Linked DNA regions of Homo sapiens: region 2 is linked to region 1. A link is an interaction called in ENCODE POLR2A ChIA-PET data of the cell type or tissue named here. Cell type or tissue: A673. All regions are shown on one strand.

Region 1 (8,000 bases):
CTAACTCAAGGGTATAATGGTTACACCTAAATTTTTTTCTTCCCATTACATCTTTTTGGAGGCAGTTCTATTTTTCTGTTTAATGAGGCCCTGAAAATATAAATGAAAAGTGTAATATATAAAAATCAAGCAATAACTTCACATGTTATGTGAGGAATTTTATCCCCAAGAGCTAAAAATAATATAAATTCCCTATTATATATTATAAATATTTTAATCTTGAATTAAAAATAGAAACCCGAGTCTTATACAATATATATGTGATTATTAAAAATGTTCAAAAGACAAACATTGAATACAGACAATAAAATTACTGACCTAAAGTAATTTCTTACCTCAAATTCTGGCTGTTAGCCAACTTATGTGACATTTTGTTGACATAAGACATTGATTTAGTGTTAGGAAGGAGGACTTTCTGATGGTGATGTTTCACTGGCTTGGGCAAGGTATTTTGCAGGGAAATGAGTGGACTGATCAATAAATTATGATGCTAACTGAAATGGCTTATCAGCCTTTACCAAATTTCTTTCTTGGATCGAGGTGATGAAATGATTATGCAAGTCAATCTTGCTTTTCCCACCCTCCAAAGCCCTTAAATTAACATAAATGAAAATTTTAAAAAGATTTAGGGTTGACAGACTTAGCAAAAATTAAAACAATACTGGACACGCTCAGTTAAATTCGAATTCAGATAGACAACAGACAATTGTTTAGTATAAGTATGTCCCAAATGCACTATTTTGGACATGCTATATTTTATCTGGCAACCATAAAAACAATAAATTCATAACACTGTACCATCAGTGGATCATAATTATGTAGAATTTTGGGATTGGATTAGATTGAGTTTGTCCTGCAATTCTACTTTTAGGAATTTACGAAATGAAAAGATAATATTCATAAAAACATCTGTGTAAGAATGTTCACAGAAGCGTTACTTATAATAGTCAAAAATCTAGAAACAACCAAATGTTTATCAGCATTATTCTGGATAAACAATTTGCCTTTTTAACAAGTTCCGAGGTGCTGCTGATGCTGCTAGTTCAGGCACTATACTTAGAGAGCTACTGTTCTAGAGAGATCGATAGCTCAGAGTCAGGGTGACTACAAGTCAAAAGCAGAAGGGGGTCCTGAGACAAGTGTCAGGATAATTAATTACAGACCTGCATCCGGGAGCAGCAAAGCCAGTCATGTCCCGGATCCCCCATTACCACCACCACTGAGTAGCCAGCAGCCGCAGCAGCCCTGGACCCTGGGTTAAAACCCCAAGAGACTACCCCTCCAAATAATGTAAACTTCCTATTTGGAGGGATAATGTTGTATGGGGATAGAGAGCTGAGAAAGACAAATAGACACTTCCAAAATAGACCCAGGAGAAATAAAAACTATGTTATCTTTGCTTAGGAAAAAAATGTATTGAAGTCTTCCCATGCCAAAGTAAAACCCTACTTATTCTAGTAATGAGGTAGGGAAGGCAAAGGGTCTTCAGCCTGCTTGTCTGCCCCATGCCCATGCTCCCTAAAGTGACATCTTTTGATCAAGCCCCATCCACTTACACACAGCCACAGCCACACTTTCTTTTAGGGGAGAGACCTGTTGGGAAAAACAAGTCTGAGTAGCTGCAGAGGAAGCCCATGCCAGATACCTAAAATCCAAACAGACAACTAGCGATCACCAGACAGACATCAAGATTAAGAAGGAGAAAGGACAAACTGACCAGAGGAAGCAGAGATGTCTCAGAGAGCAGTGAACTTGCAAGAAATACTAATTTGTGTACTAGGAGATATTTGAGAGGCTATCATGTTCATAAAAATAGGAACAATCATAGCCTAAGACTGCCAAAGAAATGTAATAGAAACTAAACATGACTGAGGACAGTTTCTCTCCTGTTTTCTTTATAAATAATCATGGCAAGATGCAATAAAATATGGACAAAAACTGCTGAACAGAAAAAGATGTGGCCCTGCCAAAGTAGGGCTGTGGGCTGGCAGGTGGTGCAGCCATGGGATACCTCAAATTGCTCATTAAACTGCAAGTGTATGAAATTCCAGATTTGGTGTTGGAAAGGCATTTTAGGGGTGGCATGTGTAATGTGTGAAAATCGGGCTGTATAAAAGTTGACTGTGTGAAAGTTAAGAACCATCTGTGTCCACATTCCACTTGGCTTTCCCCAGAGCTTAGTAATATAAGTCTGTCAGCTTAGACTCAGGGTCACCATTACAATAACTCTATCTATATACCATTTCACTACTTATAGTTTACAGAACACTTTTACTAATTATTGTATTTAATCCTTATCTTGGAAGGTAGCTAATATATCCTTATTCTACCCTTGAGGGAATAGAGGCAGCCAGCGGTTTTTATCTAAAACCTTCCAGGAAATATAGAGACTGGTCAGAAAGGCACTTTTGCAGACTGCTTCCCAAAGAATGATCTGCAAATTGTTGATTCCATAAGACAATAGTTCTCAAACTTCAATGTGTGTCAGAATTGCTTCATAGCTTGTACACACACACACACACACACACACACACATTTCTGTCTCTCCTCCCTCCCCGGTTTCTGGATTCAGTAGGAGCCTGAGAATTTGCATTTTAACAAATTCCTAAGTGATGATGCTGCTGCTCCTGCTGATCTAGGATCAACATTTCATGAACCACCATCATAAGGTGCTCTCTGAAAAAAGAATTCCGTGGTTAAATTGAGGCATATTTGTCGTGTAATAGCATTAGCTCTGAAAGGGAAAGAGTAGGAAAAATGGAAATAGTTATACTAGAATAATAGGATTATGAATGATTTTTACTTGAAAAATCTCTTTACATACCATGAGTTTATCTTTTAAACTAAAATGGAGAGGGAGGATATAATATACTGAAAAATGACTAAAATAAAAGATAATGCACAAAACTTAACAAAAAGTTCTTACTGATCTGGGAAAATGTTTATGATGTACAATATGATCTAACCATAGATATTAAAATAAATCTGTCTTTTTCCATGAAAGAGAGAGAGAGAACGAAAAACTAGAAGGAACTGCTCCAAAATGTGTGCAGTGATTATCTTTGGACTTTTGGGGTTATGCATAGTTTTTAGTTTCTAGGAAAATACACCTGTATTTTTTTCTAAAAAGACGCTTAGAGTCTGTAGGAATTCCAGTTTTTAAGAGGAAAAGAAAGTTTCTGCTTTTTAAAGCCCACCTTTAAAATTCCACCCCCTTTGTTTAAGCAATCTCTCAAATAGAATTATACTTCTTGTAACATAATTTGTATAAAAGGCAATTTGTGGTGATTTACTAGTGCAAAAAAGGATTATACCATTAAATCAACTAGTGTCAAATTACCACATTTCATCACATATAGACTATAATTAAGGCAAGTCTAAACTAGACTAATCTTTTTTTTCCTGCTTCCCACAATAATCTAGTTTTGTCTACTTCTCTACTACTTTTTTTTTTTTTTTTTTCGAGACCGAGTCACAGCTTGTTGTCCAGGCGGAGTGCACGATCTTGGCTCACTGCAGCCTCCACCTCCCAGATTCAAGTGATTCTCCTGCCTCAGCCTCCCAAATAGCTGGGATTACAGGTGTGTGCCGTCATGCCCAGCTAATTTTTGTATTTTTAGTAGAGACAGGGTTTCACCACGTTGGCCAGGCTGGTCTCAAACTCCTGACCTCAAGTGATTGACCCGCTTGGGCCTCCCAAGGTTCAGGGATTACAGGTGTAAGTCATTGCACCCAGCCTTCCCTACTACTTTTATGATTTTGCCCAACTGTGTTTGAAAACTGCCTCAAAGTTACAGGCCAATCTCTGATATTTATACATAACAATGAATGTTTTGTGTATTTCAAAAAAAGAAAGTAAGTAAATCTGTATATGTTGTGGTTTGTTGATTGTAACAACTGCATGCTAGAATGGGTTTCCATGGCACAGGTTCATACTGTACAAGTTTCAATGTAAAGAAAATATTCTCCTTAGAGAACTAATGAATCAATAATTCAAACATTAGGTTAATTTTTAAAACATTTTCCAGACACACAATATAATTTTTTTGCAATAGGTAGCTTAAATCAGACTGAGGCTGATTAAAATGGCCCCAAACTGTTATTTCTATAATATGTTCATGAAAATACCCCTTCAAAAATTCAGTTAAGGCCAGGCATGGTGGCTCACGCCTGTAATCCCAACACTTTGGGAGGCCAAGGTGGGCGGATCACTTGAGGTCAAGAGTTTGAGACCAGCCTGGCTAACATGGTGAAACCCTATCTCTACTACAGATACAAAAATTAGCCAGGTGTGGTGGCATGTGCCTGTAATCCCAGTTCCTTGGGAGGCTGAGGCAGGAGAATTGCTTGAGCCTGGGAGGTAGAGGTTGCAGTGAGCTGAGATCACGCCACTGTACTCCAGCCTGGGCAACACAGCAAGACTCCATCTCGAAAAAAAAAAAATTCAGTTAATAATGTGTATGTTGGATATCTGTTAAGTGCCCAATTCTGTGAGATCTATGAAATGTTTCCTGCTATAAAAGAGTTTCTGTCTAAATTGGTAGAGATAAAATTTTTACACATGAAGCGATAAGAGACAAATGAAAGTACAGATGAATGGCTCAGGGAAGTTAGTCCACTAAACAAGGGAACAAGATCTAATAGGCATACTAGGAGGCATTTTAGAGGTTATTACATTCATAAAGCAAAAATAGGAACAATCATAGCCTAGGACTGCCAAAGAAATATAATAGAAACTAAACATGGCTGAGGACAGTTTCTCTCTTGTTTTTTTTATAAATAATCATGGCAAGGTGCAATAAAATATCCGCATCTTTCCAAATCATCTTTAAACCTCTTTAAACACTACTGTAGCTGATCAGTGATAGTTCAGAGTATTCCACAGTGTCGCAATTCTAGAAGGATTTTCAAGTTTACTAAATTCAAATGAATCCTTGCTCCAGGAAGTCTGCAGTAAGGAGGCATTTATTTTCTTCCTTTTTTATCCTACTGCTACCAGCCTTTAGTACATTTACCATTCCACGGCAAGCAAGTGAGGAAATAGACAAGCGAGAGTATTTCCTCTTAGGGACATATGGCAGCAAGGGTGCCCTTGGCTACAAGTAAAAGAAAAGCCCAACAGATGTAAATGAAGAGGAAATCTCATATCTCCCAAGATAAGAAGCACAAAGTGAGGGTGAGTTCTAGATGCATCAGGATTAGAAGCTTCTGTGAAGGAACCAGCTCTTTTCTTTATCTGTACCTATCTTTCTCCATCCTCAGGCTGGTAGCAGAATGGCTGTTGTTATTCCAAGAGGCCCTCCCGGACTATATCCCAGTGTGTATAGTCCAGTGAAACGACGGGAAAACTATGACCATGAAGCAAATCTGGAGCACCACCTGATTTTTTAAAGTAGATTTTACTGAAACACATCCATGTGCATTTCCTTTCATATCGTTTGTGGCTGCTTTCACATTACAGCAGCAGATCTGAATAGCTGCAACAGAGAATTTGAATAATTCTCACAAAGCCAGGCCAAGACAAAGAGACAGCCAATCACTGCTGCTCATTGTTCACATTATCCTTTCCTATTTCTAATGGCCCGCCTATCTGTCCGTCCACCAATTTACATGAAGAGAAAATATTCTTCTTAGAGAACTAATGAATCAATAGTTCAAACATTAGGTGAATTTTAAAAACATTTTCCAGACACACAATATAATTTTTTTTTGCAATAGGTAGCTTAAATCTTACTGAGGCTAATTAAAGTGGCCCCCAAATGGTTATTTCTATAATATGTTCATGAAAATATCCCTTCAAAAATTCAGTTTATTATGTATATGTTGGCATATACATTAGTATATAAGTATATATTAGTATATAAGTAGTAGGGAAGTAGACGAAGCTAGATTATTGTGGGAAGCAGGAAAAAAAGATTAGCTTAGACTTGCCATAATTATAGCCTATATGTGATGAAATGTGGTAATTTGACAGTAGTTGATTTAATGGTATAATCCTTTTTTGCATTAGTAAGTACATATACATACATACATTTATCTTCACGCCTGAAGTCAGTCTTAGGCAGGCATGAGAAACCATGGCAAGCAACCCAGAAAGGGAATGCAGAAGGAGACTTTCATTAGTAGTTACTAGAGAGAGTGTGTTATCTCCAATTTGCTTGACGATCACCTCTGATCTTTTCATACTCAGGCTCCTGCTAAACTAGAATTATTTCTATTCCTTCCCTTTCCTAGTCTTTCTGAGGTCTTAGAAACTTAAAATCAGGCCAGGTGTGGTGGCTCACACCTGTAATCCCAACACTTTGGGAGGCCAAGGCAGGCGGATTACAAGGTCAGGAGTTCGAGACCAGCCTGGCCAACGTGGTGAAACCCCGTCTCTACTAAAAATACAAAAATTAGCTGGGCATGGTGGCGCAGGCCTGTAATCCCAGCTACTTGGGAGGCTGAGGCAGGAGAATCGCTTGAACGCAGGAGGCGAAGTTTGCAGTGAGCCGAGATCAGGCCACTGCATTCCAGCTTGGGCAACAGAGCAAGACTCTGTCTCGGAAAAAAAAAAAAAAATAGCCAGGTGGGGTGCCATGCGCCTGTAATCCCAGCTACTTGGGAGGCTGAGGCAGGAGAACCCCTTGAACCTGTGAGGCAGAGGTTACAGTGAGCCGAGATCATGCCACTGCACTCTAGGTGGGCCACAGTGTGACACTCTGACTCAAAATAATAATAATAATAATAAAATAAATAAATAAACTTAAAATTAGAGTGAAACTAGAGATAACCCTTAAAAAATATTCCAGCTGAGGGACTTACTCTTTGTTTTTTTCTTTTTAGATGGAGTCTCGCTCTGTTGCCAGGCTGGAGTGCAGTGGTGCACTCTCGCCTCACTGCATCCTCCACCTCCCGGGTTCAAGCAATTCTCCTGCCTCAGTGTCCCAAGTAGCTGGGACTACAGGCACCACCATGCCCAGCTAATTTTTGTAGTTTTAGCAGAGACAGGGTTTCACCACGTTGTCCAGGATGGTCTCAATCTCTTGACCTTGTGATCCATGAGCCTCCCAAAGTGCTGGGATTGCAGGTATCAGCCACTGCGCCCGGCCCAGCTGGGGGACTTATTCTTAAAAGGAGCTTGTGCAAAATGTTAATACTCACCATAACGGGAATGATAGCAATTTTCTGTGAAATGAGATGTGAAGAGAACCATCATTTATTGAGGATCTGCTATATGCCACATGATTTGTATATTAACTTCAGTGAATATTCACAATAAGCCTGTGATATATTAAAATTATTTGGTGATAGATCTGGCTGGAAAATGCAGAAAATCTGACTGCAGTGGATTAAAATTTATGGGAGTAGTCCACTAGGTGGTGCTGATATTGATGCAGCTTCTCAGTGACGACATTGAAAAACTAATCTCTGTCTGCATTACTATCCTTAGCAAGTTAACATTTAGCTTTGTTCATGTCTCATAATTGCAAGATGGCTACAGTAGCTCCAGATATCACATCCACATTAGAGGCAGAATTGAGAGAGGCCAGGCACGGTGGCCCATGCTTGTAATACCAGCACTTTGGGAGGCTTAGATGGGTGGATCACATGAGGCCAGGAGTTTGAGACCAGCCTGGCCAACATGGCAAAACTGTCTCTACTAAAAATACAAAAATTAGCCAGGTGTGGCTGGGTGCGGTGGCTCACGCCTGTAATCCCAGCATTTTGGGAGGCCGAGGCGGGCGGATCATGAGTTTAGGTGATCAAGACCATCCTGGCCAACATGGTGAAACCTCGTCTCCACTAAAAATACAAAAATTAGCTAGGCGTGGTGGTGGGCGCCTGTAATCCCAGCTACTCGAGAGGCTGAGGCAAGAGAATGACTTGAACCCAGGAGGCGGAGGTTGCAGTGAGCCAAGATCGCGCCAGTGCACTCCAGCCTGGTGACAGAGCAAGGCCCTGTCTCAGGAAAAAAAAAAAAAAAAAATTAGCCAGGTGTGCCAGGCGCGGTGGCTCAC
Region 2 (8,000 bases), 200 kb after region 1:
ACTTTGGCAGTATTTTTTTTTTTTTCTGAGACAGAGTCCCGCTCTTTCACCCAGGCTGGAGTGCAGTGGCACGATCTCGGCTCACTGCAAGCTCCGCCTCCTGGGTTCACACCATTCTCCTGCCTCAGCCTCCTGAGAAGCTGGGACTACAGGTGCCCGCCACCACGCCCGGCTAATATTTTTGTATTTTTAGTAGAGACAGAGTTTCACAGTGTTAGCCAGGATGGTTTCGATCTCTTGACCTCGTGATCTGCCTGCCTCGGCCTCCCAAAGTGCTGGGATTACAAGTGTGAGCCACCATTCTATTCATTAGGAGCGATTCACTAAGTACAGTCAACACTTTGGGGCAGGGAAGAATTAGATTCTACTACCTTTGGAAGGAAGAAGTGAAGAATTTGTGGGATATATTTTAAAACCACGATGATCATCATATATGATTTCTAAGCATTTCCTGTTAGAGTCTATTATTCGGAATTGTTTGCAACAGTGTTGACAATTGATATGTGTTGTGTAGTTTCTTTTTGACTGCCTTGTTTTTAGGTTTGGGGATCAGTGTTATATACTCACTTTAAAGACATAACTTAGAAGTTTTCCTTATTATCTATGTTTTTGGAATAATTTTAAAGTAGCATTGGGAGTTTATACTTTTAAAAAGTATGCTAGCATTCTCCTGAGAAGTCATCTGGACGTGGGGCATTTTTTTGAGAGCTCTATTACTGGTTTTTCTATTTCTTTTGTTTCTTTTCTTTTCTTTTCTTTTTTTTTTTTTTTTTTCGAGATGGAGTCTTGCTCCAGGCTGGAGTGCAGTGGCGCGATCTGGGCTTACTGCAACCTCCACCTCCTGGGATCAAGCGATCCCCCTGCCTCAGCCTCCCGAGTAGCTGGGACTACAGGCATGTGCCACCGTGCCCAGCTAATTTTTTTTTTTTTTTGTATTTTAGTAGAGACGGGGTTTTACCATGTTGGCCAGGATGGTGTCGATCTCCTAACTTCGTGATCCGCCCAACTTGGCCTCCCAAAGTGCTGGGATTACAGGCATGAGCCACTTCTATTTCTTTTATAATTGATTTATGTAGATGTCTGTCTTTCTTAAGGCCATTTCTGGTACCAATTTCAGTATTTTTTAGGTTAAATTTTAAAGACAAATTTATATTCAGAAGATTGTTTCTTTTTTTTGCTGTAAGTCAATAGGAATAAAATGAATTACGTATTTATGTATGTTATATAAAGGCAAACATCAGAAGTTTATCAGTTCTTTAAAGAGAAGTAAACTTGTTTTACCCATGTTTGTGTTTTAACTTGTTTTTGAAGGCAATTAGGTAAATATGAGTGAATGTAAGAGTTTTCAAAAAACCGCCTATGTTCTTTTGAAATGTGTGTGCTACTTGAAGATATCAGCTATTATTTTATTTATAAATAAGAGAAATAAGCTTTATTCCATGTAATTTGATAAAACAATTTGAATTTTTGTTTCTAGATCTATTACTGTTTATAAAGGCTGGTACAAATTCATTTTTAATAAAACCAGTTTACATATTTATAAGAATGTGATTGTATGTGTGGGTGAGCCGTGTATACTGCTTTTAATAAATATTTTGGTTTGCCGGGCATGGTGGCTCACGCCTGTAATTCCAGCACTTTCAGTGGCAAAGGTGGGCAGATCACTTGAGATCAGGAGTTCAAGGCCAGCCTGGCCAACATGGGAAAACCCCGTCTCTACTAAAAATATAAAAAATACCCAGGCCTGGTGGCACCCACCTGTAGTCCAAGCTACTTGGGAGGCTGAGGCAGGAGAATCACTTGAACCTGGGAGGCAAAGGTTGCAGTGAGCTGAGATTGCACCACTGCACTCCAGCCTGGGTGACTCCATCTCAAAAAAAAAAATTGTCATTTTTTGTGTATTCATTTCTTTTTTCATCATATATAATAGGCCATCATTAAGTTAAGACTGAGTGATACACAGCAGTGGAGTGGAGACAACAAGGTACCTGCTCTTGAGGAGCTTGTGTCTAGCAGATTCTAAGTGGGGGTGTAGTGGTGGTGAGATCTGATTCAAGAAATATTTAGGAGATACTTGAAAATTATAAGACAAATTTATCAAATCACTTAATCTAGAGTTTTCATATAGATTAAGATACAGATTGTTATTTAGTTTAGCCTCTGCTAATTTTTATCCATTTTCCTTGTAATCTGCAAAATTTTCAGGTTCTTCTGTTTTATTTTCCCATTTATTTTTCCCAAGAGCTAAATATTGATGAGACTCCAGATATGAAATTACTTTAATTTGGTAGTGAGAATTGAAAATCACTGTTTTTGGTGGGGGGATAACTGTTAATTTCTTCTAAGTACCCAGGGAATAATTGTTAAGCTTTTGATTTTGTGGCTTATGTAATTAAGAATATCTGACTTCTCTTTTCAATGTGTAATCAGAAATAAAGAATTAAGAACTCAGTTAGGTTTTTTAAATTTTTTCTTTAGTTGGTTCAGATTTAAGTCTTGAATTGTTCACTTAAAGACCATATATATTCTTATATATTATATTATATATTATATAAACATATATATTTGTATGTATATATGAAGTCATACATTATACTTGTTTTGAATTTTTTAATAGGCCTATGATCATGCTAGGATACAGTAGATACACAATACATTTATTTAATTTGTGTGCATTGAAGTATTGCTGTGGACTGTGATAAAGAATTTTTGTGGTAAGCCATAGGCTTGTTATCTTTGCTTTTTTCACTTACTAGCAGAGAAGATTAATGTAGTAATGTTCATGACATTCATGTTTATTCTTTAAAATCTTCATAAAATGTTTTGAATCAGTTAAACACATTTAAAAGAGTTTGTTCCTGTGTGAATTTTAAGCCTTTTAATGGATTTTACTTCCATTTCATTTAATGAAAAAGAAACTGTGGCTCCACACAAAAGACAACATATTTTCTGCACAAGTTAAAAAAAAATTGGTAAATGTAGATCTTTGTTGACTGAAGTGCTGGGAAAGCTGCTGTTTCTTGCACGTATTCTTAAAATCAACAAAATACCTCCACAAGACAACTGGCAGCTGTGGTTGAACTTAAAAAGCACTCTTACTTATGCTAAAGTTTGCAGTATTTTAGTCCAGCTAACTGTATACTATTCTGCAAATGAAAAAATCTCAAATCGTTTAGTGGGCAAAGACTTTTGAAATTCTCTTGTACTATCCTGTGTCAGATCTTTACTACTATTTACTTGTACAGTATAGTTTATTCTACATTTTATAGTTCCACCTTCTTAAAGAATAATAATACCTGTGTATGTGTGTGTGTGTTGTGTATTTGTATGTATGTGTATATACAGTGGAAAACTTGGTTATCATAAAATATACAAATTAAAGCACCCATAAAAACTCTGGTTAAAATTTTTGCCTTCTTGTTCCTAATTTATTATATTGAACAAGATTCCTGTTGCTCTTCATATTCTCTGTTCATCTTCCATAATTCTCTTTGAAGTCAGTAGTTGCTGTAAGTATGGAAATAGAGAAGGGAAAACCTAACTAAATCCAGTGTACTTAGAGCTCTCGTGAAAGTCAATGTTGTGGCATTTTTTTAAAGGAAATTATAGGTATCTTGCTAATTTCTTGATACTGTGTCATGAGGTTATCTTTTACATAAACTCATAAATGGATGAATTATATTTTCTTACTAAAATGATGCATATATGTTACTTAATGAATGCTTGTTTCTAACTTTTTAAATTTTAAAACCATATCAGCATTATACATTTTACTTTTTAGAAACAAAGCATGCCTTTTATTTAAAGTGTGAAACATACATTAAAAATTTAGTCTTCTTTATGTGTTATCTGAAGGAAGCTTATTAAAATCTGAATTATGTTTGTTTTACCAAGAAACATGAGTATTCTTTGCAAGACATCGAATGCAAATCCAACCATCCAAATTTAGGTAATTTATTTACTGTCAAATGTCTTTCTTTCCTTCTCCCCTGTCTTCTTTTTCTTTTTTTAAAATATGATTCTGACAAGAATGATGAATTTTAATTTGTATAATTGAAAAAGTCATTTTCTCTTTCTTTCTCTTTCCTTCCTTCCTTCCTTCCTTCCTTCCTTCCTTCCTTCCTTCCTTCCTTCCTTCCTTCCTTCCTTCCTTCCTTCCTTCTCTCTCTCTCTCTCTCTGTTTCTCTCTTTCTTTCTTTCTCTCTTGTTTTTGAGACGGAGTTTTACTCTTGTTGTCCAGGCTGGAGTGCAATGGCATGATCTCAGCTCGCCGCAATCTCCACCTCCCGGGTTCAAGCGGTTCTCCTGCCTCAGCCAGTCGAGTAGCTGGGATTACAGCTGGCTAATTTTGTATTTTTAGTAAAGACGGGGTTTCTCCATGTTGGTCAGGCTGTTCTCGAACTCCCAACCTCAGGCAATCTGCCAGCCTCCGCCTCCCAAAGCGTTGGGATTACAGGCATGAGCCACTGTGCCCAGACGAAAAAGTCATTTTCTTACTTCACACGAGTAAAAATTGTTTTTGCATGCCTGTTATTTTCATCCTACAGTTGCTTAGGGTGTGCCTGTCAATGTTGATGTTCGATGTTATTAATAATGAGTAAAATTTGAAGACATTTAAAGAAAAGCATTTGGGTAATAGTTTATGGTGGTTTTTTAAAAACAGTATGTAGTATCTGTTCGAGACTATTTTATGGCAGTTATAAACTTGTATGGAATGATACCATTAACTTAGTTTGACACAGATGCTGAGGAAATACTATTAAAAAGTGATCAAGTTCCAAAATTTTACATAGTATCTGTGCGAGACTATTTTATGGCAGTTATAAACTTGTATGGAATGATACCATTTTGTTTGCTGGAATTATTACCCAAGAAAACAAACCAGTTTTTAAAATGTTCCTTTATAATTTGAGTGAGAGAGTAAAATTATGTTGGAACAATATTTGTGACAGATTTTGGGGGAAATATTTTAGGATTTTGTGCTAAAAAGTGAATTGTAACACTCATCATCCTTTGCAATGGTGAAATGTCTGCAAATTCTGAACTTAAATATTTGATTAAATATTGCAGGTATATTCATATTTTAATTTGATATGCTTAAAATAAAAATGAAGATTATTAAGGTTACAGTATCATTTAACACATTTTAAAAAAAATTTCTAAGAAATTAACTTAGTTTGGCACAGATGCTGAGGAAATACTATTAAAAAGTGATCAAGTTCCAAAAATTTACATGTTTATTTTAGGATATGCAAATCTTTTGGTCCTAAAAATTGTTGTCATTTTTCTACATCAGGCTTAGATGCCTGGCAGTAGACTGTTTTCTTTTTCTCTTGTTTATAGTGGGGAATATTATTTTTAGGGAATTTGATGGGGGGAACCTGAAATTGAGGCTTAGTTTTACAGGAAGATCTTTTTGGAGTTGTCAGGAAGTAGACTTCAAATATACTTATGTACATTCTAGCCACTTATTCAGAATTTCCTGACTTTCTGATAAGATAGAGACCAGAGCCAGTGAAATTTTCAATGAAAACATGAACTTTCAGACTTTAACGCATAATCTTCCAAGTGGGATAATCCACTGTGTATGTTTAGTGGCTTGTAAAAGTATTTAGAATTTTTTAAAAAGTTACTATCCAAAATTGAATTTAAATTACTTTAAGAATGGATACGTATTTTGGATCTCTTAACCTTTGCTGATGTTAAATATTGGTGTTTATAAACTAGCAATTTAGAGCATTGGTGAGATACTGATGAAACATAGTTACATTTCTCCTAATGAAAAAAAATTAGCAAAACTTATAGTACCAAAATAAAGGAAATTCAGATGTAGGCTATTTTTGTCTTTAGACAAACAGCATTAAAATTTTTACTTTTTTTCTTTAGAAAAAAATACAAGATGTCTGTACTAGGTTTCCAATTCAGAGTATAACAAATATTTTCTAAGGCTAAGATGCTCCTTTCTGTAAATTTCCATGGCATTTTGTACATAATTCTATTATGTTTAGAAGTTTCCTGATATAAACAGAAGGTGCAATAGCTGGACGAGTACATATTCTTTTAATTTAATGCAAGAAATTCTAATTCGGCATAAAGGGTAAAACGTATCAGACTCTCATACAGAGTTATGAAGTAGTATAAATGGAAAAACACTAAATTCCTTTGTGTTGTCCCATAAAACAGGAAGCATCTTAAGCTATTGGATGCCTAAATATTTGTATATCAGAATCTAGAAAGGAGATGGTAACCTGTAATTTGACATTAGATACAGAATTGTGTCTGAAGTTACTAAGTGCAATTTGCTAAATTTCTTCTATTGATAGATTTCTTTATGATGGGACTTTCCAATTCTGTTAAAATTGGTAGTTTTTTTATTATTGTCATGGTTTACTTATGGCCAGTGTGGTTTTATGTGTAGCTTAGCAAAAAAAAAATGTCACTTGAGGCTATGCGTTGGCATGAGTCTAAGTTTAAATCCTAATTTCATATTTAATTATTTGATGTATGTTTTGCAAATTCACTTATTAGGGATATCATATAAATGCAATGCTACTTAGAATGAAAAAGTTACTAAAAAGTTTTTTTTATTTGTATGTTATCAGAGAAGAAAATGTATATTTTATTTATTGGGAAAACAGTTAAATTAATTCCATCTCAAAATCCATTTAGAAAATATTTATCTATTTTTATTTTTAGTTTTTGGATACTTTTTTATTTTTATTTTTTTAGGTACATAATAGTTGTAAATCTTTATGGGCTACATGTGAGTATTTCTTACACGTAATGATCAAGTCAGAATATTTGGGGTATCCATCACCTTGAGTGTTTATCATTTTTATGTGTTGGTGTCATTTCAAGCCCTCTCTTCTTGTTATTTTTAAATATACATAATACTGTTGCTAAATATAGTCACACTAGTCTGTTATCAAACATCCTCCCAACCATCCTCCTCAGTTCTATTCTTTATGTACATGAGATTAAAGTTTTTTAGTTCCCATATTTGAGTAAGAATGTATGTCAAAATCCGTTTTACAATTTATTTTACTACACATTTGTATTAGGATACCTCTTTCAGATCTGTTGTTTTTGGATGGAGGGTTTTGGTATTCCAAGAGCAGGATCCTTGGAAACCCTTCAAAACCCTTAGAGTATTCTAGGGAAAAACAAAACAGAACAAAACAAAGTCAGCAACAAAAAAGTTAATAAGGGTACTTCCTGAGCTGAAAATGTCTGTTGTCTGAGGTTGTTTTTTGTTAGTTGGTTTTTCCTTCCCTCTCCTCCCCGCTCTGTTTCTCCCCCACTCCTCCCTTCCCTCCTCCCTCCCCTCTCCCCTCCCCTCTCCGCTCCCCTCTCTCTCATTCTCCTTGCTTCCTCTTCCTTTCCATCTCCTCTTTCTCTCCTCTCCCTCTCTTCTCTTTTCCCTGTTTCCTCCTTCCCTCTCTTACTTCCTCCAATTTCTTCCCTCCCTCTCTTTTCTTTTTTTTTTGCAATGGATGAGCAAGTGATGATTCAACATGTACCATGTAAAGGCACTATACCAGGTGTTAGAGACAAGTATAAATAATAGAAACAACAGTTTAAAAAGATGCTTAGAAATGAAGAACGTTTGACTGAGTTCCTAGTTTTATAAATTCAGCAAACAAATATTGTCTTCTATGTCTTTTTTTATTTTGCTAGGCACTAGGGATTTTCCTGCTCTCAAGAGGCTTATATTTTAAATCTATGCAGTGCTATAATAGAATTATGTACAAAATGCCATGGAAATTTACAGAAAGGAGCATCTTAGCTTTAGAAAATATTTGTTATACTCTGAATTGGAAACCTAGTACAGACACCTTGTATTATGAGTAGTTATCGCTGTGGCTCACATCTGTAATCTCAGCACTTCGGGAGGCCGAGGCAGACAGATCATGAGGTCAGGAGTTCCAGACCAGCCTGGCCAACATGGTGAAACCCTGTCGCTACTAAAAATACAAAAATTAGCTGGGCATGGTGGAACT

Evidence for each region. ChIA-PET counts read pairs that join two places held together with the same protein. Peaks named below come from ENCODE experiments on the same cell type or tissue, not always from the same donor. Only the 100,000 strongest peaks of a DNase experiment are listed, where the experiment ranks them.
Region 2: POLR2A ChIA-PET joins it to region 1 with 11 read pairs; 4 of 35 experiments call an interaction of 5 or more read pairs at or near these places.

The regions. Positions count from the first base shown.
Region 1 is chr11:86,988,148-86,996,147 of GRCh38, forward strand. The region is part of intron 2 of FZD4-DT (FZD4 divergent transcript); the gene reads left to right. Among named protein-coding and RNA genes, the nearest start is that of FZD4-DT, 37 kb to the left of the region's middle. In A673, a CTCF peak has its summit at 7,346 (motif pointing right); DNase peaks (open chromatin) are centred at 2,604, 3,364, 5,514, 7,384 and 3 weaker places; H3K4me3 peaks cover 1,800 bases; H3K27ac peaks cover 5,482 bases.
Region 2 is chr11:87,191,232-87,199,231 of GRCh38, forward strand. The region is part of intron 5 of TMEM135 (transmembrane protein 135); the gene reads left to right. Among named protein-coding and RNA genes, the nearest start is that of TMEM135, 160 kb to the left of the region's middle. RefSeq lists a silencer at 5,403-5,603. In A673, no CTCF peak of the experiment used is centred here; DNase peaks (open chromatin) are centred at 3,550, 3,970, 4,390 and 5,410; H3K4me3 peaks cover 1,729 bases; H3K27ac peaks cover 7,963 bases.